Regions from separate parts of the Homo sapiens genome. Here region 1 is linked to region 2. A link is an interaction called in ENCODE POLR2A ChIA-PET data of the cell type or tissue named here. Cell type or tissue: PC-9. All regions are shown on one strand. Links, peaks and the distances in the headings refer to the core of each region. The heading gives the core; the rest is flanking DNA.

The links. Peaks named below come from ENCODE experiments on the same cell type or tissue, not always from the same donor. Only the 100,000 strongest peaks of a DNase experiment are listed, where the experiment ranks them.
Region 1: POLR2A ChIA-PET joins it to region 2 with 9 read pairs; 3 of 35 experiments call an interaction of 5 or more read pairs at or near these places.

Annotation. Positions count from the first base shown.
Region 1 is chr3:72,737,410-72,740,321 of GRCh38, reverse strand. It overlaps LOC124909396 (a long non-coding RNA gene), which reads right to left and starts at 1,416. Exons shown (of 2, transcript XR_007095963.1): 1 at 1,288-1,416; 2 at 1-994. It also overlaps a transcript of SHQ1 not described here. RefSeq lists an enhancer at 605-1,113. In PC-9, for the core only: no CTCF peak of the experiment used is centred there; no DNase peak of the experiment used is centred there; H3K4me3 peaks cover 1,254 bases.
Region 2 is chr3:72,621,421-72,624,332 of GRCh38, reverse strand. All of the region lies in intron 8 of LOC105377161 (a long non-coding RNA gene), which reads left to right. Among named protein-coding and RNA genes, the nearest start is that of RYBP, 180 kb to the right of the region's middle. In PC-9, for the core only: no CTCF peak of the experiment used is centred there; no DNase peak of the experiment used is centred there.

The DNA of each region.
Region 1 (2,912 bases), core at 103-2,602, 120 kb before region 2:
CCATCTGTCAGAAAAGAGATTATCTGTGTCCCAGCCTCCCCAGCAAATGTCCTCAGATTCACCCTGATTGGATGCGTTTGGGTAAACACTGAATCATTCATCACTGGCCACTGAAATGGGATGGCTGGTTGGCTTTGTCTGAGTCATGTGGCCATTCCTGGAGCTGAAGGCAAGGTCAGGGGGACTTTGGGAGATGGAGGATGGAGCACAAAACCAGTAAGGTTACTGATAAACGTCTACCACCCTTTTCACCAATGCTCCCATGTGCAGGGCTCAGCTCTCTCTTCAGAAGAGGAGTGGTGAAGTGACAGCTTCCAGCGGCCACACCTTCATCTCGAGATCCACCCCAGTGTTTGCGCTAAGGCCACACTCTTCCTGGCCTGTTCCCAGCAGCTGGCTGGTCATAGCAAGGTGCTGGAGCTGGGCCATTCCTGCCCAGTGAGTGACTCCCATCCTCTCCACACCTTCTTAAGCTTACACTGCACTGTGGGGCTCCTTCTCACACTTGTCTGTCTTCCTTTTGGTCTGCCCCCTGCCCCACTCCTGTTTCCTTTTCCCTTTATTCTTCCTTCACAGACATTGCACTTCTAATTCTATCTTGGCTTCTGCTTCCCAGCAAATGAAACTGACACATCCTGGTTTTCTGAGCTACTCTCTGAGTGTGCCTCTGATTTTCAGAGGAGCTCAGCTCAAACCCACTTGCTCCACAAGTGCCTGTGGGGCCGATACTGTCTCCAGTATACAGAAGGGGAAGCCAGGGTTAGAGGTTGAGTAGCTTGCCTGATGTCACCCATGCAACAAGGGGAGCCTTGGCTTCCGAACCCCATCTTTACCTCTCTGCAGCCCGTGCTCTCTACCAGCTGTAGACGCTGTTCCTGGTAGAGCCTGGTGAGGTGGCCTGAGTCTCTCAAGGTCACCCCTGGCTCAATGGAAGAGGAGAGGGTGCATCGCAGCGTGTGTTCCCTCCAGTCGGATTTCCTTGAATCACTCGCACCTGGGGGAAGGAAGATGAGGAGGGGGATTGTCGGTGGATGGGCAGGATCTCTGTACTGGGGGCGGGAGGGGCGTTGCCACGTTGAGCACCGACACTTGAGAAGTGACACGGCTTCGTTTGTACACAAACCATCCTGCATGGTGTTTAAAAACAAAGGGCAAAGTCAGACGTTGCTCGAGGGCCCGGAAAGCCAACTGCGAAGCAGGCGGGCAGCTCCCGGATGGCCCCGCGTTGCCCCTGCTCCCACGCTCCCGGATCAGTGAGAAAGCCTGCGCCCCGCCCTGAGAGCCAACCCGCTAATCCGCGGCATCGTCCACCAATGTGTCTAATGAGGTGGCATAACCACCCAGCTCTCCCCGGAGCCGCGCAGGGCCTCCTGGCTGAACTAGCGGGTGTAGCTCCGTCGGGTCCTCGGGCGTCGCGGGGCGGGGCGGGGTGGGGCCACTGCGCGTGCGCGCGGACCGGGCGGGGCGGGGCCCAGGGCAGGTGCCTGGAGGAGGGTCTCCCAGCGGCAGGGGCAGACGCCAAGCTTGCTGAGGCTGGAGTGTATGCTTAATCACAGTCGACTGAGGGGCTGTTTAAGAATTGTAAGAAGCTGTTCCAGGTGAAGTTCTGAGCAGAGCTACAGAAGGTCGCGGTCTGGAAGCTGCTGGGAGGAGAGGGGCGACATCAGTGGCTTTCGTTGGGGGAAGGCACCCGCAGGATTTCCTGGGATGGGGAAACAATAACCTGGAATACGAGGAGGCTGTCCTAGAAGAGTCAGATTGCCCACTCCCATCCCACCCCCATCCCCAAGCTGATGAAATTGGCGCGAAGCAGATCCCTAAATTCACAAGCTTATCTAATTCCTGCCAATAACACAGTATTTCTGTTTCTGCGGATACCTGGCTCTCGGGGCACATTGAAGCTTCACCTGGAGAGGATGGAACAGAGAAGACGATCAAAAACAGGGCCTTCCTGGAACCAAATGCCAATAACAGCCCTCAGGTGCCTAGCTAGCCCTTTACAGATTGCAAAGGGCTTTCTTCTACCTTGCCTCGTTTTCAGCAGGGGCAGGCAAGTGATCCCATTTTAAAGCGAGGAACCCGAGAGAGCTCAGGCTTTTCCCAGGTTGGGCACAGGGTGCAGTGGGAACTAAGGACTCAGTGAGTAGGGGTCACCCAGGGAGCCATGGAAGATCTCCCAAAGAAAGGATGAACAGGAGTTGGATGAGCAGAGGGACGTTAGGGTGGGGTGTTCATGTCTCAGGTGGAGAGATGTGGTGGGTGAGGGAACAAGATTGCTCAGGGTGGCTGAACACGGGAGGGTTAGCAGAGCTGGGGAATTGGGGGGCAACCCACGGAAAGACACATCCACTTGTGGGCCCAGATCAGCATTGTGTCACATTAAGAAAAAGGGAGAACTCAATTCACTATCCATAGTAATTGAAAAGCAATTGAATATTTATTGTAGCCTCTGGTGCACTTCATTTGTAAGGCACAGCCAATACAGCTGGCCCTCCATATCCATGGGTTCCACGTTCCTGGATTCAGCCAGCTGTGGGTGGAAAACCACTCAGAAAAAATAAAAAGGATAATTCCATACTGAACATTCACAGACTTTTTTTCGTGTCATTATTCCCTAAACAGTACCGTGTAACAACTATTTCCATAGCACTTACATTGTATTAGGTATTATAAGTAATCTAGCGATGACTGGAAGTATATAGGAGGATGCACATAGGTTATATGCAACTTCTATGCCAATTTTTATCAGGGACTTGAGCATTGGCAAATTTTGGTATCCTGGGGGTCCTGGAACCAATCGCTTGCAGATATTGAGGGACAGCTGCATTGTAAAAATCTTCTTTTTCTTTCTTTCATTCTCTTACTCTCTTATCCTAGCCACTGCCCCCAAAGATGCATCTTTCCCCTTCCAA
Region 2 (2,912 bases), core at 100-2,599:
AGCCCATTTTCGCTGGGAAACTGAGCACTCCTCCAGGAAGCTGTCCCTGATAAGTGCAGCAAACATCATCTCAACTCATGAGTGCCAGAAGGAAGGAAAGCAGAACTGTGCTTCTGGTAGCTGATGATTGGGCGCTGGTTTCAATGGCTCCCAAGGCCTATTGGGAAAGAAGATAAAAGAGAGGTTCTAGAAGGGGCTGGAGTGGGGCCTGAGGCTCTGGGATGGATGTCCATGAAAGGGGTTCAAACAGTGATGGGTGGACAAGAGAAGGGGCCCTGCAAGGGCGCTAGTCCCAGGCTCAGTGTTCTCAGCTGCTGGCCTCACCTGCTCTGGAGCAAGTGCAGCAGGCTGGTTAACAGTATGGACTCTGGGGCCTGGCCGTGCAGGTTCAAATCCCTGCTTCCTCACTAACAAGTGGTGGCCAACTGCATCTTCCAAAGATGTCACAGCTCATCCCGCGGACTCTTCTCACAATGTGGCTGCCACTTCTCCCACCAGAGGAGGGTGTCTGTGTCCCCTCTCCTTGAATACGAGTGGGGGCTTGTGACTCCTCTGACCAAAGGACTGTGGCAGAGGTGATTCTATGTGACTTCCAAAGCTAAGTCATAAATGATCTAGGGTCTTTCTGGCTCTCTGTCTCTACCTGGGGACACTCACTCTTGGAACCCAGCCACCATATTTTAAGGAAGCTGAGGCGACATGGGGAGGTACATCTGGGCATTCCGGCTGATAGCCATTACTAGGCCCTCAGGCAACAGCCAGCATCAATCACCAGGCTTGTGCGTGAAGGAGCCTTCAGATTATTCCAGGTGCACACTATTGAAATGTGTGCCTCATAGCAGTAGTGACTTAATATATGTAAATAATTTAGACATGGCACCAAGTAAGTGCTATGCGTTCACTATTAAAATTGCTGTTATTGCTGTAGTTGTTACGATCACATGTATTCCATGTGGTCTGCAGGCATCTGCAGGGTGGCCCCATCTACAGAGGGCTTCCCCAGTACTGGCTGGTGACACAGGCCATGCCACCCCTGACAGACCAGGTGTACTCTACTCTACAATGCCCCAGGTTACCCATGACTCAAAGAGGGACCCTGGACATGTAGCAGATGATGTCAGGCTTTCAGAGCTGAACTTGTTAGGGGGAGCCAGAACTGGGCAGAAGTGAGAGCCTTGGATGGGACACTGGTCAACGACAGCAGAGTACAGCTATGTTTTATTTTTTAGAGACAAGGTCTTGCTATGTTGCTCAGGCTGGTCTCAAACTCCTGGGCTCAAGGAGTCATCCTGCCTCAGCTTCCCAAGTTGCTGTGATTCCAGGTGTGAGCCACTGTGCACAATAGAGTTTGACAGATGCTCAGATGGGCCAAGCTTGGGTGGTAAAAGCCTACAGGAGGGGCTTTCATCTTAGTCCTAGGGGGCCATAAGAAAGGGTATCAGAGAAAGTTGAGTAGGAATTGCCCAGTGAAAGAGAAAGGAAAGGGGATTCCAGGTGGAGGGTTTTGTGCAAACAAAAGCGTGGTGGGGAGAAAACATTTCATTTCTGAGGATTTGCAAATCTGATGGTGGTAAGAGTATATACAGTGACAAGTTCAAGGGCATTCTATAGAACCAGTGGTCTGCACTCTTCAAAATGCCAATATTATGAAAGAGAAAGAAAGGCTAAAAAACAGTATTAGATTAAAAGAGATAATACATGCGTGTACACTAAATGTAATGCCTGGTCCTAGACTGGCCCTGGGTAAGGAGAAGCGGGAGTAGTACAAATGACATTATCGAGACAGCTGGAGACATTTACATATGAACTATGTATTAGATAACAGGTCAGAATAGTGCATTTTGGGGGGTGTTGATTTTGAGGGGGAGAGAGTAGGAGAGAGCCATCTGGGGTGCTGGGATTTGATACCTTCATCTGGGTGGTGATTACACAAGTAGGACTTGAATATTTAGCTGAACGTAAATTATACATAGTAGAAAAATAAACATTGATATTAAATACAGTTCTATTTTATCTTATATAAAAGGATGTCCTTTTCTAAGGAAATGCATGCTGAAATACTAGGGGTAAGTGGGTGTGATGTCTACAATGAACTCTCAAATGTTTTAGGGGAAGATGATATTTATTTTGACAGGGGGAGTGATACAACAAATATGGCAAAATGTTAATTGGTGAAGTTGGGCAAAGGGTAGAAAGGAGTTCCTTCTATTCTTCAATTCTGTAAGTTACTTCAAAATAAAAAGTCTTAAAAAATGAATGGAGAAACAGAACTTGCAGGCAAAGAGGAGGGAGGGGAAAGAGGAAAGTCTGGAAGTCAGGCCGCCCGTTTATTGGAAGGGACATTGAGTTGTAGAAAGGCTAAATGGCTGGTCAAGGGTCAGTGAGCGATTAGTGTGGGCTTTGTGCCCCTGACCATACCTCTGAGACCCAAGTCTCACCTCTTTCCAGTCAACCAAAGGGTCCCAGGAGGGAGGTGTGAGTGTTAATATATGGCCTCCGATGTGGAGAAGACCTCAGGGGTGTAATTTGACAGAGCTCCTATTATTTCAGGTTACCATTAATGTGAGTTGTGCCATGAATTCCCCATGCATGGCCCAGAAATTTGCCCCATATGTTTGTAAAAGTTGATTACATCTTTGGGAGCTTTTTTCTAATGTGAACAGAAGCTATTAATATATAGATGCAATTGTTGCAGCTCATTGGGACCAGGTGTCTTTTCTGGTGTGTCATAAAAGGGCTCTGTATCCTTTTATTGTCAATACCTGAAGGCAAACAACCAGGTATTGACAATCTATTGATTTCAGATGATGTGTAATGCCATCATTTCTTGGATAAGAAATTAGGAGAAAATCTCTCTTTCTCTTTCCAAAGGAGAGCAACTCAGTAAAGAGTAATGGAATCCTGGCTAACTA